Linked DNA regions of Homo sapiens: region 2 is linked to region 1. A link is a loop called in an ENCODE intact Hi-C map of the cell type or tissue named here. Cell type or tissue: Caco-2. All regions are shown on one strand. Links, peaks and the distances in the headings refer to the core of each region. The heading gives the core; the rest is flanking DNA.

Region 1 (16,312 bases), core at 4,730-12,729:
TGTGATTAATTGCACACAGGTCTACTTTTTTGGTTCCTGGCTGGTTATTTCATTAGCCTCTTGATATCCTGGGAGCCTTTAATGAGGAGAGTAGCCTCAGCCCTAATAAACCCTCACCCTGAAAGGCAGAGGTGATGAGTCAGACATTGGCTGCTGATTTTCGATAACTGACTTTTATCATATTCCCACACAATGCATGGAACTCTTTTTATACCAGTATGGTATAGAGCTACTTGAGTGAATTGCTATTGTTTCTTTCTCATTTATAAATTATAAATTTTAATTTATAAATTATATGGAACAGGAAGTTAATAGTGGTACACAGTTGGAAATATAAAGCTTATTCTGCTCAGCCAGAGCCATCCGAGATAGTCTGGACTTTGGATCTCCATGAGCTTCTTTCTTAGTGAGTTGACACCAGGGCTGATGGTCTGGCTGGAAGAGTTAAAATCTTGGGGTTGGTAAAGGGCTATAGTTCTAAACATCCATAACTGGGAGCTTAGATCAGTTAGTGTATGTGTTGCTCTCGTCCAGCAGAAAAGGAGAGTTCACTTTGCTAAGCAGCGCCCCCTAGAGAAGTTTCACTGCATAAGAGTATTACCCCCAGTTAACCATAAATAAAGTTGATTAGAAATGTCATTGTCCAACTATTCCAATATCTGAGGGACCACTCTATGCACATATAGTGAGGTGCATAATCTTATTGTTGAAACTCCACTGAAACTACACCGTAGGTACAAGTTGTTTTGACAGTGTAAAGAATGTCCCTCACAGTTGAAAAGCTAATATTAACATTCTGTGACACATGAAATGAGGTATTTAGTCACTGAGTTTAAAAAGAGATGTATGGATGGGAATTTCCCCCTTTCCATTAAAGGATAATGAATAATCCACTTAATGGCGTATGTCCTCTAAAACAGTGTCCTTGTAAGCTTAGATAAATATTTGTCTAAACTTTAGTAAAATATTTATTGGCAAAAGAGCTTTTCTCATTTACTAGGTATTGAACTTTGCAGATTATTCAGTTGGTCTTATTGCATCCCATTTGTTATTTCTGCCATTTTGCCTCTAAAAACTGTGCTGAAGACTTTGACACATTTCAGAGCATTACACTAAATAAATCTGTCTTGCACATTCCACTGTGCTTTTTCTGGAATATTATAAATATTCAAATATAGGCACACACGCCGATTCAAAATACAATTTAATACATGCAAATTGTGCATAAATTCCATATTTATAACTTGGCAATAGTTTCGAACTTGTTATCCTATGATATAAATGTATCAAATAGGAGCTCATGGGAATTATCAATAAATGTATTTTTCTGATTAAACTGTGGGCTCTTTTTCAGTCACAATTTAAGCTTCAATTCTGAGTTATATTATAAGAGAATAATTTGCACTTCATTTACTCTGAATTGTCAAGAATCTTGTTCTTCCCCAATGTAAGTGTCTGCAAAGAGGACTTCTTATTCAGTTTGATTGCTTTTTAAATTTTACTAGTGGAGATGCCCTAGTGAGTCTGAGAGAATTGGTCTGTTTCTTATGAAGAGTTTAGTTCTAATGAGTTGCTTCCATGCACTGTTCTGTGCGAATACAGAGCAATTGAAATGTGCGGTGTATTGATTTACCTCAAATGGATTAGGCCTGTGTGCACCATTCCTTGCATTAATTGACTTTCTCCCATAACTGTACTAATAACTGCAAATCTTCAGTATAGTATTAGCTTCAATTTACTCATAAAGATCCTTGGGTTTTTGCTAACTTACTACAGGAGAGTCAATGCAAGCAAGAGTATTTAGAAATTGACTAGGGGGACCAAGTTACATCATACAACCCAGAAATACTTTTAAAGGGCTCTTTGATCATGGCAGCCAACTCTTCAGTTATTACAATAAATAGGAGTTGACTAAACTCACCAGTTAAGACCTAGATTATCACAATGGATGAAAATAAAAAATCCAGCTATATGCTGTGTATAAGAGACAAAGGTAAAACATAAGAACATAAAGCACACAAAAAGGATTGGAATAGGTACACTATGCAAACACTAGCCAGAAGTAAACTGATGTGGCTATGTTGATATCAGACAAAACAGACTTTAAGGTAGAACCATTATTGGGCATAAACAGATCACTGTGTAATGATTAACAGTTCAGTTTTTTTTTCAGATAACAATTCTAAACTTGCATATGCTTAATACCATAAGTTTGAAACGTATAAAGCAAAAGTTGGCAGAGCTAAAAGCAGAAATTATAAAATCTGATTTTTTTTCAGAAATTGATAGGTAAAATGAACAAAAAATGAATAAGGATACAGAGGATTTGAACAACATGATTAACAAACTCAATATAATGGGTATATATATATACACACACACATATACATATACATCTAAAATACACACATACACACACATACACGCACACACACACACATATATATATATAAAATCTGCACCCAATTGGAAGAATACACACACAAGTGCATATGAAACACTTTTGAAAATAGACCATATACTGAGCCCTAAAATTACTCTTGAAAAACTTCAGTGAATGAATTATCTTGTAGACCATACTATCTGATCATATGCAGTGCTTAGACATTGGGTGTTGTGTTAAACCTGAGTGCGTGTGAAGGAACGTTAGTAGTTTGCTATATTTGTAAGTATTACCAATCCTTCACCGACCACATAACATTTCTTAATTGACATACAAAAGTGAAGAACTCCAAGACTTAGGTAGTTTGACCCAGGTAACTTGGCCTTATTTTCCAAGAAGATCTATTACTATTTTGGGGTACCTATTGAGACAGGTCCTGTGCAAGGAGCATATTATATATTTTCTCATTTAATTCTCACGACAACCCTCTGAGGTAGATTTTTTAATATATACTTTAAGTTCTAGGGTACATGTGCACAACGTGCAGGTTTATTACATATGTATACATGTGCCATGTTGGTGTGCTGCACCCATTAACTCATCATTTACATTAGGTACATCTCCTAATGCTATCCCTCCCGCCTCCCCTCACCCCATGACAGGCCCCAGTGTGTGATGTTCCCCACCCTGTGTCCAAGTGTTGTCATTGTTCAATTCCCACCTATGAATGAGAACATGCGGTGTTTGGTTTTCTGTCCTTGGGATAGTTTGCTGAGAATGATGGTTTCCAGCTTCATCCATGTTCCTACAAAGGACATGAACTCATCCTTTTTATGGCTGCATAGTATTCCATGGCATATATGTGCCAAATTTTCTTAGTCCAGTCTATCAATGATGGACATTTGGGTTGGTTCCAAGACTTTGCTATTGTGAATAGTGTCACAATAAATGTGTGCATGTGTCTTTATAGCAGCATGATTTATAATCCTTTGGGTATATACCCAGTAATGGGATGGCTGGGTCAAACGGTATTTCTAGTTCTAGATCCTTGAGGAATCACCACACTGTCTTCCACAATGGTTGAACTAGTTTACAGACCCACCAACAGTGTAAAAGTGTTCCTATTTCTCCACATCCTCTCCAACACCTGTTGTTTCCTGAAATTTTAATGATCGCCATTCTAACTGGTGTGAGATGGTATCTCATTGTGGTTTTGATTTGCATTTCTCTGAAGGCCAGTGACGATGAGCATTTTTTCATTTCTTTTTTAATTATTACACTTTAAGTGCTAGGGTACATGTGCACAACGTGCAGGTTTGTTACATATGTATACATGTGCCATGTTGGTGTGCTGCACCCATTAACTCATCATTTACATTAGGTATATCTCCTAATGCTATCCCTCCCCCCTCCCCCCACCCCACAACAATCCCCAGTGTGTGATGCCCCCCTTCCTGTGTCCAAGTGTTCTTGTTGTTCAATTACCACCTATGAGTGATGTGATGTTTGGTTTTTTGTCCTTGGGATACTTTGCTGAGAATGATGGTTTCCAGCTTCATCCATGTCCCTGCAAAGGACATGAACTCATCATTTTTTATGGCTGCATAGTATTCCATGGTGTATATGTGCCACATTTTCTTAATCCAGTCTGTCATCATTGGACATTTGGGTTGGTTCCAGGTCTTTGCTATTGTGACTAATGCCGCAATAAATATATGTGTGCATGTGTCTTTATGGCAGCATGATTTATAATCCTTTGGGTATATACCCAGTAATGGGATGGCTGCGTCAAATGGTATTTCTAGTTCTAGATCCCTGAGGAATCGCCACACTGACTTCCACAATGGTTGAACCAGTTTACAGTCCCAGCAACAGTGTAAAAGTGTTCCTGTTTCTCCACATCCTCTCCAGCACCTGTTGTTTCTTGACTTTTTAATGATCGCCATTCTAACTGGTGTGAGATGGTATCTCATTGTGGTTTTGATTTGCATTTCTCTGATGGCCAGTGATGATGAGCATTTTTTCATGTGTCTTTTGGCTGCATAAATGTCTTCTTTTAAGAAGTGCCTGTTCATATCCTTTGCCCACTTGTTGATGGGTTTGTTTGTTTTTTTCTTGTAAATCTGTTTGAGTTCTTTGTAGATTCTGGATATTAGCCCTTTGTCAGATGGCTAGATTGCAAAAATTTTCCCCCATTCTGTAGGTTGCCTGTTCACTCTGATGGTAGTTTCTTTTGCTGTGCAGACGCTCTTGAGTTTAATTAGATATCATTTGTGAATTTTGGCTTTTGTTGTCATTGCTTTTGGTGTTTTAGACATGAAGTCCTTGCCCATGCCTATGTCCTGAATGGTATTGCCTAGGCTTTCTTCTAGGGTTTTTATGGTTTTAGGTCTAACATTTAAGTCTTTAATCCATCTTGAATTAATTTTTGTATAAGGTGTAAGGAAGGGATCCAGTTTCAGCTTTCTACATATGGCTAGCCAGTTTTCCCAGCACCATTTATTAAATAGGGAATCCTTTCCCCATTTCTTGTTTTTGTCAGGTTTGTCAAAGATCAGATGGTTGTAGATGTGTGGTATTATTTCTGAGGGCTCTGTTCTGTTCCATTGGTCTATATCTCTGTTTTGGCAGCAGTACCATGCTGTTTTGGTTACTGTAGCCTTGTAGTATAGTTTGAAGTCAGGTAGCGTGATGCCTCCAGCTTTGTTCTTTTGGCTTAGGATTGACTTGGCAATGTGAGCTCTTTTTTGGTTCCATATGAACTTTAAAGTAGTTTTTTCCAATTCTGTGAAGAAAGTCATTGGTAGCTTGATGGGGATGGCATTGAATCTATAAATTACCTTGGGCAGTACGGCCGTTTTCACAATATTGATTCTTCCTATCCATGAGCATGGAATGTTCTTCCATTTGTTTGTGTCCTCTTGTTTCATCGAGCAGTGGTTTGTAGTTCTCCTTGAAGAGGTCCTTCACTTCCCTTGTAAGTTGGATTCCTAGGTATTTTATTCTCTTTGAGGCAGTTGTGAATGGGAGTTCACTCATGATTTGGCTCTCTGTATGTTATTGGTGTATAAGAATGCTTGTGATTTTTGCACATTGATTTTGTATCCTGAGACTTTGCTGAAGTTGCTTATCAGCTTAAGGAGGTTTTGGGCTGAGACGATGGGGTTTTCTAGATATATAGTCATGTCATCTGCAAACAGGGACAATTTGACTTCCTCTTTTCCCAATTGAATACCCTTTATTTCCTTCTCCTGCCTGATTGCCCTGGCCAGAACTTCCAACACTATGTTGAATAGGAGTGGTGAGAGAGGGCATCCCTGTCTTGTGCCAGTTTTCAAAGGGAATGCTTCCAGTTTTTGCCCATTCAGTATGATTTTGGCTGTGGGTTTGTCATAAATAGCTGTTATTATTTTGAGATACGTCCCATCAATACCTAATTTATTGAGAGTTTTTAGCATGAAGGGCTATTGAATTTTGTCAAAGGCCTTTTCTGCATCTATTGAGATAATCATGTGGTTTTTGTCTTTGGTTCTGTTTATATGCTGGATTACATTTATTGATTTGTGTATGTTGAACCAGCCTTGCATCCCAGGGATGAAGCCCACTTGATCATGGTGGATAAGCTTTTTGATGTGCTGCTGGATTCGGTTTGCCAGTATTTTATTGAGGATTTTTGCATCAATGTTCATCATGGATATTGGTCTAAATTTCGCTTTTTTTGTGTGTCTCTGCCAGGCTTTGGTATCAGGATGATGCTGGCCTCATAAAATGAGTTAGGGAGGATTCCCTCTTTTTCTATTGATTGGAATAGTTTCAGAAGGAATGGTACCAGCTCCTCTTTGTACGTCTGAGGTAGATGTTTTAAAACCCCATTTAAAGATGAGAAAACAGAACTGGACAAGATACATAACCTCCTAAATCTTCACAGCTACACAGTATTGGAGCTGGCATTTAAAATCAACTGGGATATTTGGCCTGTCTGGTATATTTTAATGTCTACTAAATTCTCAGACAAATCTCCAAAAACCTTTTTCTTTTCTGTGGCTAAGTCTATACAAGCTAAGTGGAATGGAGACCTGAAGTAACTATCTGGAGATACCAAGATCCAACATATTAGCTTGTTTTTAAAAAAACACCTTTTAAAAATTTAATAAAAGTCACTCTTTCAAGGTGAACTCTGCAGCTCTTTTTTCCCGTCTTAAAGATTTAGATGCCGAAGTTATTTCAAATACTTTTTACATTGAAGATTTACACATAAGTATGATGTTTTAATGGAAATGAAAAAAGGCGCTAGAGAAAAGATTCAGGTTTTCTTTTTTCAAATAAGAAAAATGAGGACCTTAACTGTATTTTAATTTCTACCCCCTTGTAGACTGCATTTTTGGTACATACACTATGCAAAATTTGTAAGAGGCCAAAGAATCTTGCTCCTTTTAGAATGTTGGCATTTGTCTCATTAGCAGTTAGTTGCATTGCTTTGACCAATTGTGACCTGTTTCTATAAATGACCATTGCTTTTTGCTGCATTTGGTAAGTGTAGACACAGCCTTTGGAGGGTAATATAAATGAGTTCAGGCAGGGCATCTCTTGTAATCTGGGAACAGAGGAGCCAGTGAAATAAAGATGCTTTCTTTCAAAAACCAAGGGAGGAGTCCTAGATGAAATGAATCCTGAAGGCTATTCTTATTTTGGGGGCTCATCATGAAGATAATAAGAATCCATTTTGTTGCTGAAATAACCAAATAAGAGTGGCACATTCCCATAGGAGTGACCATTCTCTTCCTTTTGGAAGGGGCAGCTTTAGAAAAGTGCCATTATGCAAAGCTGAAGGCCATAAAAAAGTGCCATTAAAGAGAATGCAAATTAGCATGGGCCTACCAGCCTGGCAGGCATTATTAATGTTGGAGGTAAAGAAATTAGGTTGAAGGTATGGAAGAACCATAAAAAAACAACCAGAGGCCAGTGTGACATTGGGCTGATGGCCACTTAAGCTGATGCCTCATGGCTGAGACTTTGCTAAGTGGAAGATTAACTGACAAAACAGCTTGAAGGTTGACGAACTATTTGAGCTCATTGCCAGATACTCTAGAGGCAAAAATACTTATTTTTGTGATTTTTTTTTCTGAAAGTGGCACAGTATGTTCTAAGAGTATAATAGGCCAGCTCCAGAGCATTAAAGCAATGTTGAAATGAAGCATATTGGTGTGAATGATGCATAGTAGGCTATTTATGAAAAATTACTTCAATAAAAAACTTCATGAACATGTAAACATGATTTTATGTATAAACACACTATAAGATTTATGAAAGATAATCATACTAATATGAGAATATGAAGCTGAAGCAAGGTATTTTTTAAAAATTACATTGTTGAACAAAATGGTCTGAATATTTCTGCTTTTAGGTAAGGATCTATGCTTTGCAGCTGCCTCCTTCAGTTTGTTTTTATGACTTAAGCAAATAAAAAAAAAAGAGATCATTTTAGCATTAGTATAGCATTCTACAATCTTCTGGAAGCTTTTATATTTATCGCCATATGGGTGTACATTAAATCTGCATCTCCCTCTCGTTTATATGTTTATGAAGTTATAAAGATATACACATGCGCACACAAAATAATTAAGCAAGTGATGTGTGTTTGACAACGATTGGTGACTTAATGCCAATTAGAGGGTGTTAAAAAAGAACACTTGCTTTCTTAATCCAATTGTTCCCATGCTTTTTGGTTTATGCACTTAAGGAGAGAACCCATTTAAAGTGCCAGAATTTGCATACATGCAGCTTTGACTGAGCCTTCTATTTAATCCAGTGGTCTTAAAAAATTATTAGTGAGGGTTTTAGAGACCTACATGTCATGAGATCCATTAGGACGAGACTGAAAGTACACTTTTTGGCTGCCTCCTTTATGGGAAGGGGTGTGCTTTTGATATGGGGAGAGCTAAAGGTATGTGGATCAGCTGGACTGTTTAATGCAGCCAGATTAGCTCAGCTCATCTCAGTTAGAGCATCTTGTGTTGCAGCCACCTTGCCTAATGCCATTATGGGAAAGTGGCTCATAATTTTCCAGAGTTCAGCTGAATGCTAAGTGAAAGGCTACATACAGTGTTCGTATGTATGAAAGTTAGCAGTTGCATTGACGAACTCTTCTGTTTTAAAAATTCTGGTTGGACTGGAATGGGCAGGATTGTGATATTCCCCTTTCAATGTCATGTTTGTTTTGCTTTAAATCATGGTGATGTAACCATTATTCATTGTAGGAAGATTATGGCTTCAGTGTCCAAGGACTGGGTGCGGGGTTTCAGGTTGTGACCTTTGGCTGAGAATGCCTTCTCTAGAGAATGTCACAGAGGTCAGATTTCTATGCTGACTGCAAACAAACCTGCGACCACAAAATTCAGCTCTTCTGATTTGCTAGGATCTGACTCCAGGATGCAGTACTTTCTGGTTAACAGAGGGGGCTCTTGTATGCAGTAAACCTCCCAAGATGGAGAGATGTGGTATCAGCTATTTTCATTATAGCCATCTTAGGAGTGTGAAGTTGTATCTCATTGTGGTATTGATTTGCATTTTTCTGATGGCTAATGATGTTAAACATTTTTTCATGTGCCTATTGCCCATTTGAGTATCTTCTCTGGAGAAATATCTATACAGGTTGTTTGACATTCTTAATTGTGTTATTTCTTTTTCTTTTTAATATTAATTGGTTTTTTTTAAACATATTCTAGGTTCAAGTCTCTTATAAGATATACGCTTTGCAAACATTTTACCCCCATTCAGTGGTTGTTGCTTCACTTTCTTGAAGGTACCCATTGAAGCAGGAAAGTTTTAAATTTTGGTGAAGTCCAATTTAATTTTTTTCTTTGTCACTTCTGAAGGCTTTGCCTAGTGTTCACAAAAATTTACTCCTATATCTGCTTTTAAGAGTTTTATAGTTTAACCTTTTACAGTAAGGTCAATGATCTATTTCAGGTTAATTTTTGTGCATATTGTGAAAAAGGAGACACACCCATAAGATTGGTATAACTTTATCCTTTTTTATTTAGGTAATATTTGTCCCAGAATCCTTTGTTGAAGACTGTTTTTCTTTATTCATTTTCCTTGGTACCATTATACAAAACCGGTTGATCATAAATGTTTGGATTTATTTCTGGATTCTATTTTACTTGTCTATAAAGCTATCTTTAATCAAGTGACACACAGTCTTGACTACTGTTGCTTTGTAGCTAGTTTTGAAAGCAGGAAGTGCGAATCTTTTATTTATTTTTTCTTTCTCTAGATTGTTTTGGCTATTCTTGGCACCTTGAATTTCATTGTGAATTTTAGCATCAGCTTATCAATATCCACAAAGAAGCCGGCTGGGATTTTTTTAGGGATTGTATTAAATCTGTAGATCAATTTTGGGGAGTATTGCCATATGGACAATATTGTTTTTCAATTCAAAAACATGGGCTATTTTTCCATTTGTTTAGGTCTTCTTTAAATTCTTTCAGTGCTAATTTTGAAGCCTTTAGATTGTAAGTTTTGAATTTATTTTGTTAAATTTATTTAAAAGTATTTTACTCTTTTGATATTATTGTAAATTGAATTTTTTTCATTTTTGGATTGTTCATTGCTACTATATAAAAAGATAGTTTTTTTTGTTTGTTTGTTTTGCAACGGAGTCTCTGTCGGCCAGGCTGGAGTGCGGTGGTGCAATCTCGGCTCACTGCAACCTCTGCCCCCCATGTTCAAGCAATTCTCCTGCCTCAGCCTCCTGAGTAGCTGGGATTACAGGTGCACGCCACCATGCCCGGCTAATTTTTGTATTTTTAGTAGAGATGGGGTTTCACCATGTTGGCCAGTCTGGTCTCAAACTCCTGACCTCAAGTCATCTGCCCGCCTTGGCCTCCCAGAGTGCTGGGATTACAGGCATGAGCCACTGTGCCCGGCCAGTTAATTTTTAAATATTGATCTTGTATGCTGCAGCCTTGCTGAATTCATTTTTAAGTTCTAATAGTTTTTCAGAGTATCCCTCAAGATTTTCTGTATACAAATGATAGAGTTTGGATGTGTGTTCCCCACAATCTCATGTTGAAATGTAATCCCTAATGTTGGAGGTGGGGCCTGGTGGGAGGTGTTTGGATTATGGGAGCAGATCTCTCATGAAAGGCTCAGTGCCCTCCCTGTGATAATGAGGTCACATGACATCTGTTTGCTTAAAAGAGTCTAGCACTTCCACCTCTCTCTCTTGCTCCCTCTCTTGCCATGTGACACACTGGCTTCCCTTCACCTTCCACCATGATTCTAAGCTTCCTGAGGCCCTTGCCAGAAGCAGAAGCCAACACTATGCTAGCTGTACAGCCTGCAGAACTGTAAGCCAGATAAACTTCTTTTTTATGTTACCCAGTCTCAGACATTCCTTTATAGCAACACAAATGGACTAATACAACATGCTTATGCTATCTGTAAATAGACACTTTAATTTCTTACTATTCAGTGTTGATGAATTTTATTTCCTTTTCCTGCCTTACTTCCTTGGCTAAAATCTCCAGTAAAATGTGAACTGGAAGTGGCTATAATGAACTTCTTTATCTTGTTTTTGATCTCAGGGGAAAGCATTCAGTCTTTCATTATTATTATTATTATTATTATTTGAGACAAGGTCTCACTGTCATTCAGGTTGGGATGCAGTGGCATGATCACAGCTCACTGCACCCTCAACCTCCTGGGGCTTGAGGAAACCTCCCACCTCAGCCTTCCAAGTAGGAAGAACTATAGGCAAGGATCACTATGCCTGACTAATTTTTAAATTCTGTGTAGAGATGGGGTCTTGCTATGTTGCCCAGGCTGGTCTTGGACTCCTGGGCTCAAGTGGTGTACTGCCTCAGTCTCCCAAAGTGTTGGGATAACAGGTGTGAGCCACTGTTCTCTGCCCAGTCTATCACTATTAAATATGTGAGCTCTAGGTGTCTTTTATCAGATTGAGGAAGTTCTCTTATTCCTAGTTTGATGAGTGTTTCTTTAAAAAAAAAACAATGAATGGATATTGGATTTTGTCATGATTATTCTGCATCTCTTGAGATAATTGTGTTTTTTTCTCTTTATTTTTTATTTATTTGTTTTTTTTTTTTTGAGACAGGGTTTCCCTTTGTTGCCCAGGGTGGAGTGCAGTGGCATGATCATGGCTCACTGAAGCTTCAACTTCCTGGGCTCAAGCAATCCCCCCACCTCAGCCTCTTGAATAGCTGGGACTACAGGTGTGCATCACTATTCCCAGATAATTTTATTTTTTATTGTAGAGATGGGGTCTCACTATGTTGTCCAGGCTGGTCTCAAACTCCTGCGCTCAGGAGGTCCTCCTGCCTTGGCCTCCTACATGCTGGGATTACAGGTGTGAGTCACCACACCCTACCTCTTTATTCTATTGATATAGTGTTTTACATTAATTTACTCACAGGTAGTAAGCCAACCTCGCATTCTCTTGACAAATCCTACTTAGTCATGGTGCATAATCTTTTTTTATATATTGCTGGATTGCTTAGATTTTCTTCTAGTATTTTCATAGTTTCAGGTCTTAGGTTTAAGTCTTTAATCTTGAGTTGATTTTTGCACATGATGAGGGCTAAGGGTCCAGTTTTATTCTTCTGCATGTGGCTATCAAATTTTCCCAGCACAAGTTATTGAAGAGGGTGCCCTTTTCCCAATATATATTCTTAGTGCCTTTGTTGAAAATCAGTTAGATGTAAATACACAGATTTTTTTTCTGGGTTCTCTACTCTGTTCCATTGGTCTATGTATCTGTTTTTACAGCAATGTCATGTTGTTGTGGTTACTATAACTTTCTAGTATAATTTGAAGTCATGTAGTGTCTTGCCTCCAGCGTTGTCCTTTTTGCTCAGTATTGCTTCGGCTGTTCAGGGTCTTCTGTAGTTTCATACAAATTTCAGAATTTGTTTTTTCTATTTCTATGAAGAATGTTATTGGTATTTTGACAGGGATTGCATTGAATCTGTAGATTGCTTTGGGTAGTGTGGACATTTTAACAATATTAATTCTTTCAATCTATGAGCATGTGATGTCTTTCCTTTTTTGTGTCTTCTTCAATTTCTTCAGAGTTTTATTGTTTTTATTTTACTTCCTTGATTAAATTTATTCCTTGTTATTTTATTTTTTTGTAGCTGCTATAAATGGAATTACTTTCTTGATTTCCTTTTCAGCTAGTTTGTTAATGGTGTATCAAAACACTGTTGACTTTTGTATGTTGATTTTTGTGTCCTGCAACTTTACTAAATTCATTAAATAGTTCTAAGATATTTTTGATGGAGTTTTTAGGGTTTTCTATATATAAGACAATGTCATCTGCAAACAGAGACAATTTGACTTTCTCTTTTTCAATTTGGATGCATTTTCTTTCTTTTTTTTTTTTCTTTCTCAACTTTTATTTTAGGTTCAAGTGTACATGCGCAGGTTTGTTAGATGGGTAAATTGCATGTCACTGGGGTTTGGTGTACAAATGATTTCATGACCCAGGTAGTGGGCATAGTATCTGACAAGTAGTTTTTCAACCCTCATCCTCCTCCCAGTCTCCACCCTCAAGTAGGCCCTGGTTTCTATTGTTCCTCTCTTTGTATCTAAGTGTACTCAGTGTTTAGCTCTCACTTATAAGTAAGGACATGCAATATTTGGTTTTCTGTTCCTGTGTTAATTTGCTTAGAATAAATGGCCTCCAGCTGTATCTATATTCATAGGAGACATTGGTCTATAGTTTTCCTGTGATGTCTTTGTCTGAATTTGGTATTAGAGTAACACTAGTCTCACAGAATGTGTTGAGAGATATTTTCTCCTTTTCTATTTTTTTAAAGAGTTTGTGAAAGCTTGGTGTTAATTCTTTTTAAATTTTTGGTGTAATTCACTAGAGAAACATATGGGCCTGGGCTTTTCTCTGTGGTAAGTTAAAATTATTTATTTGATCACTTTACTTTTTATAGTTCAATTGAGTTTTTTATTTCTTTGTGAGTTAATTTCAGTAGTTTATTGTCTTTCTGGTAACTTGTGTGTTCTTTCCAAGTTATCCAGTTTATTGGCATGCAGCTGTTCATAGCATTACCTTATAATTCAATTTATTGTTAAAGGATAGTATTAATGTCCCCTCTTTCATTCCTGATTTTAATAATTGAGTCTTTTCTCTTTTTGTTCAGTATAAGTTCTGTTTATCAATTTTGTTGATCTCTTCAAAGAATCCATTTTTGTTTTCATGGAATTTATTATTCTTTTTCAACTCTCAATTCCCTAGAATCTATAATATTTCTTTTCTTCTGCTTGCTTTATGTTTAGTGTGTTCTTCCCTTTTCAGTATCTTATGATATAAAGTTATATTAGTGATTTGAAAATTTTCAAATTATAGTTGTAAATGCCTATATTTTCAAAAAGAAAATATTTCAAATCGCTTCATCCCATAAGCTTTGATATGTTTTGTTTCATCCCATAGGTTTTGGTATGTTTGGTTTCATTTTCATTTGTATCAAACAATTTTCTGATTTCCTTTGTGATTTTTTCCTTGACTTATTGGTTATTTTGCAGTGTGATGTTTAATTTTTCACGTTTGTCAATTTCCCAAATTTCCTTCTGTAAATGATTTATAATTTCATTCCACTGTGATTGGAGAACATACATTGTATGATTCAACTATTTTAAATATATTGAGACTTCATGACCAGTCTGGGCAACATGGCGAAACTCTATTTCTACCAAAAATACAAAAAATTAGCTGACTGTGGTGGTGCACACCTGCAGTCCCAGCTACTCTGGAGGCTGAGGTGGGAGGATCACTTGAGTCCTGGGAGGTGGAGGTTGCAGTGAGCTGAGATTGTGCCACTGCACTGAAGCCTAGGTGACAGAGTAAGACCCTAGCTGGAAAAAAAAATATGTTGAGACACATCTTGTGGCCTAACATATGCTCTATCCTGGAGAATGTCTGTGTGCATCTGAGAAGACTATTTTGCTGTTGGTGGTGGAGTGTTCTATAGATGTTGCTAAAACTTGGTAGTTTATTGTGCTGTTTAGACTTCTATTTCTCCATTGATCTTTTTCTAGTTGTTCCACCATTATTTAAATTGGGATAATGAAGTCTCCAATTATTATTATTGAATTATCTGTTTTTCCCTTTGGTCCTGTCAGTTTTTACTTCATGTGTTTTAGGGATCTGTTGTTAGCTGCATATATATTTATAATTGTTTTGTTTTCTTGATGCATTGTTTCTTTATCATTATAAAACTTCTTTCTTTAGTAATTTTGTAATATTTATTTTCTCTGATATTAGTATAGCCATTCCATATTTCTTGTGGTTCTTGTTTCCATGATATCTTTTCTCTTCTTTTTCCTCTCCAATGATTTCTATCTTTTTCTATCTATAATGTGTGTTTCTTGTAGACAGCAAATAGCTGGATCTTGTTTGGTTTTTATTTCATTCTGGCAGTCTGTGCCTTTTGATTGGATTGTTTCATCCATCTACATTTAACAATATTAATGATATAGCTTGATCCATCTTATTTTGATTTTCCATATATCTCATGTCTTTTTTGTTCCCCTATTGCTCCTGTACTGCTTTGTCTTATATTAAGTTAATGCTTTCCAGTGTAACATTTTAATTCCCTTAATGATTTTCTACTGTATTTTGTTGTTATTTTCTCAATGTATTCTCTAGGGCTTAATCTATGTATATTAAATTATCAGAATCTACTTCATATTTATAGTAACTTAATTACAATAAGCTCTTTAAGTGTTTTCCTAGATAGCTCTGTTTCTTCTTCTCTCTTTTTGTGCTGTTATTGTTATAAATTTTACATCTATACATGTTACAAACTCAGCAGCACATTGTTATAATTATTACTTAATGAAATTTTATGTCTTCTAAAGAAGGTAAGAGAAGTGAGAGAACAAGTATATTTATTGAGTTTCTTATAAACCACCTTATGTACCATTACTGGTTCTGTTTGTTTGTTTCTGTGCATTTAAGTTACCATTTTGTATTTCCTCACTCCAGTACAGCCTTGCTCCAACACATTTCTTTTGGTTTGTTATTGTCATATGTTAAATGTATATATTTTATGGTCCCAACAATACAATTATATACCTATTTTTTTATTGCTTTTCAAAGTTTGTTATGAGAAAAGGGGAGTAAATATGCATTTATACTGTATTTTGTTATTATTACATTATTATTTTATTATTACATTATTATCTTCAAATGAGCTGATTTTTTCTTTCATGTGGACTTGAATTACCACCTGGTCCCACTTGCTTTCAGCCGGAGAATTTTTCTTTATTATTTCTTGTAATGCAGGACTGTTAGCATGAGATTGTCTCATGCTAACATGAGATACTTTGTTTTCTGTGAATGTCTTTATATTGCTTTCGGTTTTGAAAATACTTTTGCTGGATATACAATTCTTAATTATTGGTTTCTTTTCCTAAGCATGTTGAATGCCATCCCACTGCCTTTGTCCTCTATTGTGTCTGATGAGAAGTTAGCTGTCAGTGTTATTGAGGTTCCTCTGTGTGATGGGTCACTTTTCTCTTACTGCTTTTAAGAATTTCTCTTTCTCTTTTTAACATTTTTAGTATGGTATGTCTGTGTTAGGATCTCTTTTTGGTTATCCTACTTGCAGTTCATTGAGCTACTTGCACGTGTAGATTAATTTTTCTTCCAGCTTAGAGAAAGTATTAGCCATTAAGATTTTTTTTTCTTTTCTGTTTCTTTCTCTTTCTGGTACTCTTCCATTAGGTGTATTCTGGTGTGCTTTTTGGTGTCCCATATTTCTCTGAGGTTCTGTCCATTTTTATACCTTCTTTCTCTCTCTGTTTTCAGATTGCGTAATGTCTACTGAAATATCTTCAAGGTTGCTGATTATTTATCCTGCCAGCTCAAATTGTCTGCGGAAGCCTTGTAGT
Region 2 (16,312 bases), core at 3,582-11,581, 62 kb after region 1:
TTGAATGTTACTCCACTACCTACAGCCTCCATTGTTTCAGACAAAAAGAGCATTAATTGTATTGATGCTCTACTGTACATAAGAGGCTTTTTTCTGTTGTTTCTTTCTAGATTTTTCTATCCTGTCTTCTCTTTTTTGTTTTTGTCTACATCATTATCTTCCCCTTCCCTCCCCTCAGTCTCTCTCTTTGGGCTTTCAACATTTTGGCCATTATGTTCCTAGGTGTAGAATTTTTGTATTAATCCTACTTGGGATTCTTTGATCTTTTTGGTTGTAGGCTATTTATTTTTTAATCAAATTTGGGAAATTTTTAGCTATTATTTCTTCAAATTCTTTTACTCCCTTTTTGTCTTCTCTCCTAGAATTTTCATTAATCACATGATACTTGATGTTTCACAGGTCTCTGAGGCTGTTTATTTTTATTCAGTCCTTTTTCTTTTCTTCTTCAAATAAGATAATTTCTATAGATTTATCTTCCAGTTCACAAATTCTTTCTTCTGCCATCTTGAATCTGCTGATGGGGCTCTGTGGGAAAATTTTAATTTCTCTTTCTCCAATTTTCCAGTTCAGAATTTCCATTTAGTCTTTTGTAAAATAATTTTTCTGTCCTTACTGAGGATTTTAAAAATTTGTTATTTTTGTTGTCATACTTCAACTCTTTAAACGTGGGTTCCTTTAGTTCTGTGGTGAACATATTTATAAGAGGTCTTTTGAAGTTCTCATCCAGCAAGTCCAATATATGGGGACATCCAGAAACTTTATTGATTGCTTTGTTTTTCCTGAGCACATCTCACTTTTCTGTTTCTCTCTAATTTTTTGTTCAAAACTCACATTTTACATAATATATTGTAGCAACTATGGATTCTGGTGTTTTTCCTCTGATGGTTGGTGTTGTTGCTGTTTTTCTTTGTTTGTTTGTTTGTTTGGTAGTTTCTTTGTTTATTAACTTGCCTGATCTAAATATGTGAATTATGTCTCCCACATCGTGTGTAGCCCCCGATGTCTGTGCTCAGTTTTTAAATTCTTGTTTTTTATTTTTAAGCATGGCTTTCTATTGGTTCTTTTCTCTGTCTGTGTAGTTTAGTGTACAGAGGCTGTGACCAAACATCTTGTGCCATTAAGGCTACTATCTTCTGTTGGTGGGTCTGTGTTTGGTAGAGTTGCTCATTCAGGGTTTAAGCTATTTTCAAGTCTGCCCTGGCTATTACTTTCTACTGGGCCATCTTACATCATATGTGTTCTCTGTAAGTTTTAGTTGTTATGATTATTATGACTGTATATTCTTTCCTCTCAGCAGTTGTACCAAAGGCTTTTTTGCTCTCCAGTAGCTCTCCTTTCTAGCTTCTTCAATCTCAGCAGGTGACCCTCCTTCTTGCTTTCTGAAAAGATGTCGGCCACACAGTATAGAACCCATGACTTCCGATTTCATTTTTTTTATTGAGATATAATTTACCTAAGGTAAAATTCACCATTCAGAGTACACAGCTCTGTGTGACTGTTAGTATAATCACAAAGATGTACAACTACCATCACTGTCTGATTCCAGAATGTTTTCATCACCCAGAAATAAACCCTGTGCCCATTAGCAATCTCTTCTCATTTCTGTTTCCCACCAACTCCTGGATACCAGAAGTTGTAGCATGAATCATTGCTTCATTCCTTTTCATTGCTGAATAATAGTCCATTATAAGGGTAGATCATATTTGGTTTATCTGTTTATCACTTGATGGACATTGGATTGGTTCCACATTTTTTCTGTTGTGGATAATGCTGCTATGAACTTTTGCATACAAATTTTAGTGCAGACATCTTTTTGGTTCTCTTGGGTTTACACCTCCCCACTTTATATTTTATTTAATGTAAAGTATATATTATAATAATGTTGTTACTTACTTCTCATTGTTGAAGAATTACCTTCTACGCCATGAAGAATTCTTAAATTTTATTCCCACTCTCTATCACCACTTGCAGGACCTTGCTCCAACAATATCACTCCTCATCAGTATCTCTCTTCTTGCTCCCACAGTATCTCTCCTTACCAGTCATTTCATCTTCTCCTCTGAGTCCATGCTGTTAGTCTACAAACATGATCTGATATGTTTGATCCCAAGCCTTCAGTTACCTTTAACACTTCCCATCATTCTTCTTATCTAATTGGTTGCCAAATCTGGCCAATTTTATCTTCAAATTAATTTTGAAAATTATTTTGTACTCCTCTTCCACATTCCTACCAGTCAAATCACTCTCTATGCCCCAGATTAGACACAGTTACTCTTTTCTCTATAGCACTTTGTACTTTGTGATGGCACTTAGTGTCTTGTGGAATAGTCATTTTTGTTTTAGTTGTAATTTGTTAATTTCCTCCTGGCTGCAAGAATAATCTTTTATTCTTACTCATTCTTGCATCCCCAGAGCAGCCTAGCATTGGATCAGAGCAAAGGAGTAGCACTCAAAACATCATAACATCTGCAGATTGTGGTTTAATTTGGACTTTCAAATTTATTATTTCTCATGGTCTCTCTCCTTTCCATCCTTCATCTCTCTCCCTCCTTCTCTTACTACCATTGTATATAAAACTAATTTCTATTTATATGTATCTTGAATGGTGTAAGGTCAGAGATAACCAGTTTCACACATGTTTGTGTCTTTCCACAGTGTCAGACTTTTATTGATGCTATTTCAATCACAAAATCCATGAGCCACATGGAGTTCCCAAGGAGGCAATTCTCCTTCGTACTTCCCATTCACTCGGAAGTCAGAGCCATGCCACAGAGGCACAAGCCACTCCATAAGTCAGTCAATATTGCAAACCACACAAAACAGTACATTTCATCTATATATATATGTTACAGATTGAACATTCCACAACAAACAAATTAACATTTAACATCAAGAGAAAGAGGATAGGAAAAGGGGTTAATGAACCAGTCTAGGAAGACAGATATAGACAAAAAGAATGTCCTGGTCTGGACCAGCTGGTTTGTCAATTTTGCAAGGAAAAGTCTCATGTGGGCAGAGCCTTTGGTGGCAGATGCTGGGTGCTTATCACGAGTGAAAGCAAGACGGTGTCAGTTAAGACAGCCATTTGGAGCTGCTGAAGTCCTGCTCCTTTTATGGCCACAGAGTCCTCTGGTGAGGACTGATAGTGGAAAAGTATGCCTATGTCCTTATCTGGTTGGTTGCAGTCTTTATTTATTAAGCAAAACATCTTGACCCTCTTAAAAAAGTGCCCTATGAAATGTAAGATGGAGTCTTTTTCTAAGATGGAGTTACTTATGTTAAGGGCGCTCTGTACAATATATGCTTGACATATGTTAGGCACTCAATAAAAAGCTGTTGGTTAACGCAATAAAAAATGGTAAAGGAGATATCACCACCGATTCCACAGAAATACAAACTACCATCAGAGAATACTATAAACACCTCTACACAAATAAACCAAAAATCTAGAAGAAATGGATAAATTCTTGGACACATACACCCTCCCAAGACTAAACCAGGAAGAAGTTGAATCCCTGAATAGACCAATAACAGGCTCTGAAATTGAGGCAATAATTAATAGCCTACCAGCCAAAAAAAGTCCAGGACCAGACAGATTCACAGCTGAATTCTACCAGAGGTACAAGGAGGAGCTGGTACCATTCCTTCTGAAACTATTCCAATCAGTAGAAAAAGAGGGAATCCTCCCTAACTCATTTTATGAGGCCAACATCATCCTGATACCAAAGCCTGGCAGAGACACAACAAAAAAAAAGAGAATTTTAGACCAATATCCCTGATGAACATTGATGCAAAAATCCTCAATAAAATACTGGCAAACCGAATCCAGCAGCACATCAAAAAGCTTATCCACCATGATCAACTGGGCTTCATCCCTGGTATGCAAGGCTGGTTCAACATATGCAAATCAATGAACGTAATCCAGCATATAAACAGTCCCAAAGACAAAAACCACATGATTATCTCAGTAGATGCAGAAAAGGCCTTTGACAAAATTCAACAGCCCTTCATGCTAAAAACTCTCAATAAATTAGGTATTGATGGGATGTATCTCAAAATAATAAGAACTATTTATGACAATCCCACAGCCAATATCATACTGAATGGGCAAAAACTGGAAGCATTCCCTTTGAAAACTGACACAAGACAGGGATGCCCTCTCTCACCACTCCTATTCAACATAGTGTTGGAAGTTCTGGCCAGGGCAATCAGGCAGGAGAAGGAAATAAAGGGTATTCAATTAGGAAAAGAGGAAGTCAAATTGTCCCTGTTTGCAGATGACATGATTGTATATTTAGAAAACCCCATCGTCTCAGCCCAAAATGTCCTTAAGCTCATAAGCAACTTCAGCAAAGTCTCAGGATACAAAATCAATGTGCAAAAATCACAAGCATTCTTATACACCAATAACAGACAAACAGAGAGCCAAATCATGAGTGAACTCCCATTCACAATTGCTTCAAAGAGAATAAAATACCTAGGAACCCAACTTACAAGGGATGTGAAGGACCTCTTCAAGGAGAACTACAAACCACTGCTCAAGGAAATAAAAGAGGACACAAACAAATGGAAGAGCATTCTATGCTCATGGATAGGAAGAATCAATATTGTGAAAATGGCCATACTGCCCAAGGTAATTTACAGATTCAATGCCATCCCCATCAAGCTACCAATGACTTTCTTCACAGAATTGGAAAAAACTACTTTAAAGTTCATATGGAACCAAAAAAGAGCCTGCATCGCCAAGTCAATCCTAAGCCAAAAGAACAAGGCTGGAGGCATCACGCTACCTGACATCAAACTATACTACAAGGCTACAGTAACCAAAACAGCATGGTACTGGTACCAAAACAGAGATATAGACCAATGGAACAGAACAGGGCCCTCAGAAATAATACCACACATCTACAACCATCTGATCTTTGACAAACCTGACAAAAACCAGAAATGGGGAAGGGATTCCCTATTTAATAAATGCTGTTGGGAAAACTGGCTAGCCATATGTAGAAAGCTGAAACTGGATCCCTTCCTTACACCTTATACAAAAATTAATTCAAGATGGATTAAAGACATACATGTTAGACCTAAAACCATAAAAACCCTAGAAGAAAACCTAGACAATACCATTCAGGACATAAGCATGGGCAAGGACTTCATGACTAAAACACCAAAAGCAATGACAACAAAAGCCAAAATTGACAAATGGGATCTAATTAAACTCAAGAGCTTCTGCACAGCAAAAGAAACTACCATCAGAGTGAACAGGCAACCTACAGAATAGGAGAAAATTTTTGCAATCTACCCATCTGACAAAGGGCTAATATCCAGAATCTACAAAGAACTCAACAAATTTACAAGAAAAACAAACAACCCCATCAACAAGTAGGCAAAGTATATGAACAGACACTTCTCAAAAGAAGACATTTATGCAGCCAAAAAACACATGAAAAAATGCTCATCATCACTGGCCATCAGAGAAATGCAAATGAAAACCACAATGAGATACCATCTCACACCAGTTAGAATGGCGATCATTAAAAAGTCAGGAAACAACAGGTGCTGGAGAGGATGTGGAGAAATAGGAATACTTTTACACTGTTGGTGGGACTGTAAACTAGTTCAACCATTGTGGAAGACAGTGTGGCGAGTCCTCAGGGATCTAGAACTAGAAATACCATTTGACCCAGCCATCCCATTACTGGGTATATACCCAAAGGATTATAAATCGTGCTGCTATAAAGACACATGCACATGTATGTTTATTGTGGCACTATTCACAATAGCAAAGACTTGGAACCAACCCAAATGTCCAACAATGATAGACTGGATTAAGAAAATGTGGCACATACACACCATGGAATACTATGCAGCCATAAAAAATGATGAGTGCATGTCCTTTGTAGGGACATGGATGAAGCTGGAAACCATCATTCTCAGCAAACTATCGCAAGGACAGAAACCAAACACTGCATGTTCTCACTCATAGGTGGGAATTGAACAATGAGTACACTTGGACACAGGAAGAGGAACATCACACATGAGGGCCTGTTGTGGGGTGGGGGGAGGGGGGAGGGATAGCATTAGGAGATATACCTAATGTAAATGATGAGTTAATGGGTGCAGCACACCAACATGGCACATGTATACATATGTAACAAAGCTGCACGTTGTGCACATGTACCCTGGAACTTAAAGTATAGTAATAAAAAAAAAAAGAAAAAAAAAGTTGTTGGTTAAATAGTCTCTGCTAAATTTGCGACACATCTTCCCAGATAAGATTCTTCTCTCCGAACCTTTTTTTTTTTCCTTTTTTTTTTTACACAGAGTCTCACTCTGCCATCCAGGCTGGAGTGTAGTGGCTCGCTGCAACTTCTGCCTCCCAGGTTCAAGTGATTCTCCTGCCTCAGCCTCCCAAGTAGCTGGGACTACAGGTGCATGCCACCACGCCCAGCTAATTTTTGTATTTTTAGGAGAGACAGTGTTTCACCATGTTGACCAGGCTGGTCTCGAACTCCTGACCTCAGTTGATCCACCCACCTTGACCTCCCAAAGTGCTAGGATTACGGGCATGAGCCACCGCACCTGGCCTCTCTGAACTTTTTTACCAGTATTTATTTTAATTTTGGTTGGGGGCAGTAGAGAGATGCAGAAAAGGAAAGGAAGGCATGAAACTGCTTGAGAAATACATCAGTGAATAAAAGTTTTTTAACATTTGTGGTGTAATGACAAATCCTGGAGAAGTTTTAGTTCACACCTGGAGTATTCCAGCAGAAGTTGGATGCCAGCCGCTAGGCATTCATTCTGCAGAGGGGCTTCTCTGTTAGGTACAAGGTTGGGTTCAAGTACCTTCTGAAGTCTAGCTCAGTGTATTTTTTGGAGTGTAGTATACTAACAGGCAAGAACAAGAAGTGGAGGAGATGTGCCAGGGGAGGAATAGTGATGACGTTGTAGGTGCTCAGCTCCCAGATGATGGGAAAAGTGTTTCATGGCCTCACACATCTTTTGGGTTTTTTGTTGACTGTCTCCCCCATTACTCAATGAGCTGCTACAGCATAGGGAATGAATCTTCAACTTGTATTTCCAGTACCCAGAACAGAGGCTTGTACTAAGAAGGCATTCAATTGGTATGTAATGGATTAGAATAAGTTGAATTGAAGATTGAACTGAAGTCAAAATCTGATTTCTAAGGTTCCTTCTGGCCTGAAAATTCAGACTCCTCTGATTTCAACCATAACAGCCTGGCTAAGCCTCCTTGAGAGAAACCCTGTGCTTCCTTAGTTTAACCACCTCTTTGTGGTTGAATAGTATAGGTTTTCAATCAAGTCCTAGGAGGGTGTCAGTTTCTTGTTGTACTTACCAGGATGTGATAGGATTTCAAACAAGGCCCAAAAGAATGTATTTTCAGGAGTTGAGATGTAGCCACACTTTCTACATTTACAATGGCCTGAAATGGGTTACAGTTTAGAACAAGCTTTCTTCTTTATGATGCACAGGATTTCTATGATGGGTGGCTGTTAGGCAATGAGTGTGATGGGGGAGCATTTTCAATCTTAGCTCACCTTAGCACACCTTAGCACAGGACTCTAGTTACAGGGTCATAATTCCCCATGAGGTTAGCCCCTGTAGTATCAGCTACTTTGTATGTGATTTAAGCCAGTACTGATTATTCTCCTGCTTAGGGAGAAGCGGTAGAAGGCCCTTGGAACTGTGAGTTTTGCATTCCAACTTGCTAATTCAACATAGATCCTAATTCCTTAAATGCTTGTAATTAGAAATTCTCGTGAACTGTATTGGTTTTTGTCAAGCAATCTGTTTGGGGAACTTGACCAACTGGGGCACTGCTGGCTAGGGTGAAATTTATTTAATTTGTTTTTATGACATTCTTCATCTTGGAAATGGGGTTTTCAAATATTGCTTTCCCAGGCATCATTACTTATTTGCTGGTTTTTATTTCAGGATTGGGACTAGCTCAGGGTGCCAGGGAAGCGTTTTGTGGTGCTCTATATTAGAGTCGTAATATCCAAGAAAATTGTCTGATTGTATGTGGTATCTTGGATGTGGTACCTTATGACAAATGTTCCACATTTTGACAATATGATAGGTTTATGATTATTTATATTCCAAATGATCTTACTTTTTAAAAGTAATATTTTGTGCAGTCTTTGCAATTCTGTTTTCCTTTCTATTGTTATTTAGAAGCTATTCATTGGCGTTTGGCATCATTCACCATCTTTGAGCATTAAAAAGAAAAAGAAAAAAGCAAGTACACTCTGTGTAGCATAGAATCTCTGTTCACTTTAGAATTCACATTGAACATGAGCTGATCCAATTGCTACAGCCTTGGCAGTGATAGAGGCAGGAGACAGCCAAATCCCTAGGCAGATAGGGAAAGGTCCCCGGAGAATCTCCGACCTGCCCCACAAGTGTTGACACCAGATGTTTTGTGCAGATAAGGGAACCTGCACAGGGGGCTTGCCTGGGCATGCCCACAGCATACTGGAGGCCCACTGGGGGAATGGGATGGAGCCACTAGGAGTTCACACCTTATGCAGGGGTGGAGCCTGGCCTCATCAGTTCTTGTGTGGTGGCCCTGGTATTCAATTGTGAGGGGGAAACCTGCTTGGAGGACCCCTCTCCTTACTGAGAGCTTTCTTTTCACTTAATAAATTCTGCCCTCTTCACCCTTTAATGTGTCTGCATGCCTAATTCTTCCTAGTCATGAGACGAGAACCTGGATTTAACTGAGCCAGGGAGCAGAAACTCCTGCATCAGTAGCAATTTTACAACTGTTTATTAAGGAATACATCTTGCCCGAGGAGGTTTTATATTGTATCCCTCAAATGGCTATTTTCCCCTCCTCCGTTTAAATATTTTTACTCAAGTGGTTTCCTTCTTTTGGAATGCCAGTCAACTCCATCTCCTACTTGATTTCCAAGACCGTCTCCTCCAAGATGCCTCTCCTGTCTCCCCTTTCCATACAATAGAATTTATGGGTTTATCACTGTTAGTACCAAGGGCTTCATCATCTGCTCTCTTATGTTCCCTGCTTGTCAAGGTGTAGCTTATTGTAGGGTTCAATGAGCTGCTAGCCACTGTCCCATTTGACTAGCAGATGCTTGAGAAAAGCAAGTACACAGTTTGGATTCGATCCTACAGTGTCTTACATAGTTCTTGGCACCTGCATGTTTGCTCTAGGAACAACCTTCCTTATTATACCGAGCTGATCCTTTTGGGCAGCATTCATTGAGTCAAATGGCCTGTGTGAAACGGGGTCTGACCCTAAGTGGACAGAGCTGAGAGGTTAGAGCTGAAGGACTCAAGCCCCAGACTTGCTACAGATTAGTAGGGTGACTTCCAGTTACTTCAGTTTTCTGAGTGTAGTTTCCTCATTTTAAGCTTTGTAAATATTAATATCTGGCATACATAATTTGAAAAAATGCTGTAAGGATTAGAAGAACGAATATACGTGCAAACCTTTAAGAAATTATAAGTGCAAACACACGTAGTACATTTCCATTTTTAGAGCTTCATTTTTTTCTTATCTGTAAAATAGACATGTAAATGCCTACCTTTCTTATTGGGTTATTGTGAGGATTAAGTAGAATAACATATGTGGAAGTGCTTAGCAAATAGGAGGTGTTTAATAAATGTTGCCTGGATATGAATTCCCCTCTCGGGACTGTCCTGATGTGAGGCTTTTCCAGCCCTTGGGGGATGTGCATTTAAATCAGGCTGCTTGTACCTTGGATTAGGCAACTTAAAAAAAGTGTAGCCTTGTTAGTTCCAACTTCTCAGCTATAAAATGCAGAGTAATTAAATTTGCTAGTAAATGTTTCCAGGCCTTTGAATGGCAGCCAATAAAAAGGACTAAATATTATTCTTTTAGAATTCATGTCCTTGATGTAGAGGAAATATCATATTTACTTACACATACTCCTGCCTTGGCTTTTTAGAAGAAAACTAAGAAAAATGTTTTCCCCTCTACATTTCCCACTTGAAGGTGTTATCTGTATTGAAACAGCAATGACAGCTGCCAGCAAAGGAGTGTGATTTTTCTTTGCCAAGGTAAACCAAGGGTTAACATCAAGGAGTGTTGGGGCCCCTGCTGGTGGGCTGGAACCAGAGCTAATTCCTTAGCAGTCACTCACTCTTCTGCCTCTTCAGCTGTCTCTCACCCCCCTCCCACCATAAAGGAGTGGGTGTTCCTTCAGGACTGTGCACTCGCCTCCCTCCCTCTATCCCTCTTTTTCCCACCCACACATACTTCCCAGAACCTCTCCACCCTGTGGCTGATTTATCTTTCCTGGGACCAAAGGCAATAAAGCCTCAAAACTAAAACTTGCAAGGAAAGACAATCCTAATGGTAAACACCTAACCCGCAATGCTGATTACTTGAAAATAAGCTGTTATTCTGTCTCCAGATCACAAATAGCCTCACTTAAAGCTCTACCCCTGAAAGAACTACTGAAAGATTCAGGAAGGTCAGGAGATCCAGATTCCAATTAACTTAGCACCTGATGCCTGTGTAACTCTGGATGGGTCTCAGTTCTCTAGTAGTTGAGGACTGGTATCTCAAAGGTTAATGAAATTTGCCTAAGGTGAAGGTAGATTAAGCCTTCCATTCTCACACAAATTGCCCATCTTCCAATCCCCTTTGTACCTTGACATTTTCAACACAAAGGGGTTGGGGTGCTCAGAGGATTACACAAGCAAGCACATATTTGTCACAGCACCTGATTATAGACCTGCATTTTGGAAGAGAGGTATTTCAGGATCTTCTCATTACTGAAGCCTCTCATTGTAGGACCATGGTCATTTTTAAATCTCCCACATTGAAATGACCAGTTGGCAAAAACCTTCAATTACAAAATCTCTTCCAAAGAGGCTGAGTTTTTTTTTTTTCTTGGATCACTTCACATCCTTTTGAATACCCTGAGGCAGTATTTTTATGGGCTAACAGCAAACAGAGTGTCGTGTAGAACCAAGTGTGTCCCTTCACTTTCTCCACCCCCTGCAAAGTTTGTGATCTTCAAAGCATGCTGGATTTTAAAATAAAACATCTACTTCTAGTCCAAGCCTTTGGCTGTAGACTTTGGGCTTAAGTGTGTTTTTCCACAGAGGTGTTACATCCCCATTTCTATCAGCTAAGGAAAATGAATTCATTCAAGGTCTCCCCTGCCATTCATCGAGGCTCCCCAAGAGGAGCTTTCCAGAAAGATCTGTGCCAATTGTAAACTTACAAGATCCTCAGCCCATAACAAAATGCCCAGACACCTTGGCTCTGCTGACACAGGCTGAGAGAGATAAAGGAAACAGCTGGCTGAGGTCCTGACTTTTTTTTCACATTTTTTTCACTTTTTTTTTCACAAAGGCCCGCTAGCCTTTGCAGACTGGGGACTTTAAGATTGTTCACTACCCATCCAGCAGGGCTGGGCATACAGATACCAAAGCTCCATCTCCAGAGACGTGAACTCTAACCAAGGATCCTCAAACCACTTAAATCATGAACCTGAACCTTGAAATGAAGCAAACATTACATTTAAACTCCCATGTTTAAAATCAGTTTGCCCTTTTCGCTCACTCTTTACTCTGGGGGATGCATAAACACCTTGGGTGCCTGCTGTGACAATCAAGTTGGCAATACATGCCACCTGCTGGAACCATAGTCTCCAATCTGAACTCCTTCCCCAGCTACCTGTTTCCTGTCACAGGCCTTGGCATTCCCTGTAGCTTCATTGCTTACCTCATAGAATCATGCTTCTCATTAGAGAGTATTCAACAGCTTCTTGTCACTGGGGGGTGCACTTCATTTCCTCTACTCTTGGACTTCTGCTCTACTTGGACTTCATACTCTTGGCTGTCTCTGAGGTAGAGGCAGAGAGAACATCCCTGACTCTCTGCTGCCCATTTTCTGCCATGGGCCGCCCCCCCCTTCCAGAGGAGGAGGTGTTGGGGAACCTCTCCCACATGGCAGAACAACCACTCAAGTCTGGGGAGGTCTTTGGCAGTCATCTTGGGCCAGATGTTGTGCTAGACCAAGACTGAGCTGGGATTTGGGTTTTCTATTCTCACATAGCCAGTTGGAAAGGGTGGAAACACATGTGGGGGTCCCAAGGAACCATGAGAGACTTCTCATCATTACTGCGGAGTTTGACTATGATCTGGCATCCTGGGCTGTTGTGTGGAGGTCTCTATCATGACCGACCTCTTTGGCTTCTCTTGTGCCCTAAGGAAGGTGTTTTTTTTGCTAGTTTTGTTTTATGTTTTTAGACTGAGTCTTGCTCTTTTGCCAGGCTGGAGTGCAGTGGCATGATCTCCACTCACTGCAACCTCGGCCTCCCGGGTTCAAGCAATTCTCCTGCCTCAGCCTCCTGAGTAGCTGGGACTACAGGTGTGTGCCACCACACCCAGCTAATTTTCGTATTTTTAGTAGAGACGGGGTTTCACCATGTTGGCCAGGATGGCCTCAATCTCTTGACCTCGTGATCCGCCTGCCTCAGCCTCCCAAAGTGCTGAGATTACAGGAGTGAGCCACCATGCCCAGCCGGAAGGTGTTTTAAAATTGAAACAAAGTTGCATAGTTGGTTGTGTTAATTGATTCAAAATCTTTCTTTTTTGCAGGGGCAGCTCTAGGCCAAATTCTTCTTGCAAGTTTTTATGGATCACATGTTTGTCTAAAGTACACACAGATCATTCCCAAGGCCAGAGCAGGAATGCTCTGGAAGTGCCCTCTCTGATCTAGGGCAAGCCTGTAGTTTCAGGGTTATCGATAGACCTCGCGGAGGGCAGTGTACAAGGCCTCTGGCTGCATGAAGAGAAATCTGGTGTGTGGGACTGCTCTCAGAAGCAGAGAGGTGTAGAAGGCTGTCAAATGCATAAAGACAATGTCTCTTCACTTGGAGGACAATTTGTCTGCCAAGGGGACGGTGAGATTTGGCTTCATCTCTTAAGAACCTGCATTGAGGGCTGCTCACAATTTCACCCGAGGTCCAGGGCAATTCTCTCCTCTCCAGATCCCATATCTAGTGCTTGTTGCTGCTCATTCAGTATATGGATACTTCTATTCTTAACAAGTTCATAAGTTTGTTTAACCGATGACTGCTCATGTCTTTAAAGCCATTCATTCATTCATCCATTCATTCTCTCCCTCCCTTGTCAATCAACAAATGTGTTTTGAAATTAAGTCTATGCTGGAATTTAGTGATTAATAAGACCCAGATCCACCAAACTATGAGCTTCCTAAGAGCAGGGAGTGCATATTTCATTTATGCATACACAGTGCTGGGCATATGATTTCCATAAATATGAATGGATGCTTCAGGCAAATGCACTTTAATGAAGTTTGCCACAGAGGCATCTAATTCTCAAACCAAATGCTGGTATTTTAATATCTTTTCATAACCAGAGGTCTGAGGGCATGGGAAAATTGCTGGGAAGGAGGGCTCTGGAATAACATGATATTAAGATAGATGCATGAGTGATGACCCAAAGCTTCTTGTTGTCACCCATAGAATAACTTAGTTTCCTGTCTTCCCTGGAAGAAATGTAAGAGGATGTGTGGGGCTAGAAAGAGCAACAAGCTTATATCACCCATATAGTAGAAAAGGAGTGAGTGGAGCATCGAGCCTGATCCTGTGCATTTACAGTAGCAGTAATAGAGTAAAACAGAGCAATTAGTGCCTCATGTAGACTTGGCATTGAGCACCCCATCGCAAAATAGCCATGTTACATATTTCAGTGTTTACCAGTGACAACGTTTTCCTCTTCTTTATGATTTTTGGTTCCTGAGATGTTTAACTGGCCTTAATGCAGTTTTGAGAGATTGCAGGAAGTGATGGGCTGGGTTGGGAATGGCTGGGCATTCAAGTGATTTAGCCATGGGACTCAGCAGTGCATTGCTTTTACTCCTGAAGGACTCTTGGAAGAAAGCTCTGGGCCTCTGCAGAGCTTTGATCAGCTTGTTCAGAAAGAGAGCGTTTTATCGATTTTATCATGGTTACCTTTTTTTATTGTTAAAAGTGTCTATGTTGTAAGGCCTCTTTGTGTGATAAAATTCTGAAATGATCTCACATTGATTTATTTTTTCCTGCTTTCAAAACACAGCAATCTTGGTAGTTTCTTAGTATCCCAAAGGGATAAGGAGTCAGCTTCTCAATAAACCTTTTCTGGTTATGAACACTGTATGTATTAAATAATAAGCAAGCCTTACAGAGTTTATATGATCACATTAAGGGATCTGTTAAATTCCAAGAGTTATTGTTATGTGTGCAAAATACTACAGAAGCACTTGATTTTGTTCCAGAAGCACTCTGCTGGGAATGAGTGCATATTGGTTCTAGTGACTCTGCCAGTAATTAGCTGTGACCTTTGGTAAGTCACTTCTCCTCCATTCCCTCTTGCATCCTGATCTGTAAAACGAGGAGTCTCTTAGTCCCTTCTAAGTCCCTCACCAGCTTTAACATTCTGAGGCTTAAAAAAGCTCATAGGAGACAGGCTGTTCTTTGCAATATTTTCCATACAGGTAGTATAAACAAGTGGAGAGGTAATTGAAAGACTGACTTTCAAAATCTAGTACAAGGACCTTATTTATATGGGATTTTAAACTGATATCTTGAGTCGGACTATGAATGACTACGACTATCAATCAGTTATCTGCACCAATAAAGGACAACCGATGTGAATCATTTGGAGATCTTCCTACTCCCAGTAGATGCAGGTTTCGTGCCCCAGAATAATACTGGAATGTGCTCATGTCTTTAGCACATACCAACTAATCTTGGTGAGAAGTGACCCCCTAAAAAGGTGTTGGAAGGCAAGGGAACACAGTGGCTAGAGCTTAACACATTTGTTGGAAAGAAGAGCATTTTTACACTGCTGACAATATGAGGACTATTTGTTTTCTTATTTTATTATTATACTTTTAAGTATTAAGATACATGTGCGGAACGTTCAGGTTTGTTACATATGTATACACATGCCATGGTGGTTTGCTGCACTTATCAACCCGTCATCTACATTAGATATTTCTCCTAATAATATCCCTCCCCTAGCCCCTCACTCCCCCAACAGGCCCCCGTGAGTTATGTTCCCCTCCCTGAGTCCATGAGTTCTCATTGTTCACCTCCCATTTATGAGTGAGAATATGTGGTGTTTGGTTTTCTGTTCCTGTGTTAGTTCGCTGAGAATGATGGTTTCCAACTTCATCCATGTCCCTGCAAAGAACATGAAATCATCCTTTTTCTGGCTGCATAGTATTCCATGGTGTATATGTGCCACATTTTCTTTATCCAGTCTGTCATTGATGGGCATTTGGGTTGGTTCCAAAACTTTGCTATTGTGAACAGTGCTGCAATAAACATACGTGTGCATGTGTCTTTATAGTAGAATGATTTATTACCCTTTGGGTATATACCCAGTAATGGGATTGCTGGGTCAAATGGTATTTCTGGTTCTAGATCCTTGAGGAATTGCCACACTGTCTTCCACAATGGTTGAACTAATTTACACTCCCACCAACAGTGCAGTGTAAAAGCATTCCTATTTCTCCACATCCTCTCCAGCATCTGTTGTTTCCTGACGTTTTAATGATCACCATTCTAACTGGGCATGAGATAGTATCTCGTTGTGGTTTTGATTTGCATTTCTCTAATGACCACTGATGATGAGCTTTTTTTCATATGTTTGTTGGCCACATAAATGTCTTCTTTGGAGAAGTGTTTGTTCATATCCTTCACCCACTTTTTGATGGGGTTGTTTGTTTTTTTCTTGTAAATTTAAGTTCCTTGTAGATTCTGGATATTGGCCCTTTGTCAGATGGGTAGATTGCAAAAATTTTCTCCCAATCTGTAGGTTGCCTGTAGGTTGCCTGTTCACTCTGATGATAGTTTTTTTTTTGCTGTGCACAGCTGTTTAGTTTAATTAGATTCCGTTTGTCCATTTTGGCTTTTGTTGCAGTTGCTTTCGGTCTTTTAGTCATGAAGTCTTTGCCCATGCCAATGCCTGAATGGTATTGCCTAGGTTTTCTTCTAGGGATTTTATGGTTTTAGGTCTTATGTTTAAGTCTTTAATCCATCTTGAGTTAATTTTTGTATAAGGTGTAAGGAAGGGGCCCAGTTTCAGTTTTCTGCATGTGGCTAGCTGTTTTCCCAATACCATTTATTAAATAGGAAATCCTTTCCCCATTGCTTGTTTTTGATAGTTTTGTCAAAATCAGATGGCTGTAGATGTGTGGTATTATTTCTGAGGCCTCTGTTCTGTTCCATTGGTCAATTTATCTGTTTTGGTACCAGTACTATGCTGTTTTGGTTACTCT

Evidence for each region. Hi-C counts contacts between places; a loop is a spot of excess contacts. Peaks named below come from ENCODE experiments on the same cell type or tissue, not always from the same donor. Only the 100,000 strongest peaks of a DNase experiment are listed, where the experiment ranks them.
Region 2: it touches region 1 in a loop (5-fold over the local background); 2 of 110 quality-filtered maps call a loop at or near these places.

Annotation. Positions count from the first base shown.
Region 1 is chrX:132,933,344-132,949,655 of GRCh38, reverse strand. The region is part of intron 2 of HS6ST2 (heparan sulfate 6-O-sulfotransferase 2); the gene reads left to right. Among named protein-coding and RNA genes, the nearest start is that of HS6ST2, 17 kb to the left of the region's middle. In Caco-2, for the core only: a CTCF peak has its summit at 8,836; a DNase peak (open chromatin) is centred at 8,715.
Region 2 is chrX:132,870,530-132,886,841 of GRCh38, reverse strand. All of the region lies in intron 2 of HS6ST2 (heparan sulfate 6-O-sulfotransferase 2), which reads left to right. Among named protein-coding and RNA genes, the nearest start is that of HS6ST2, 80 kb to the left of the region's middle. RefSeq lists an enhancer at 10,288-10,820. In Caco-2, for the core only: no CTCF peak of the experiment used is centred there; DNase peaks (open chromatin) are centred at 8,471 and 10,181.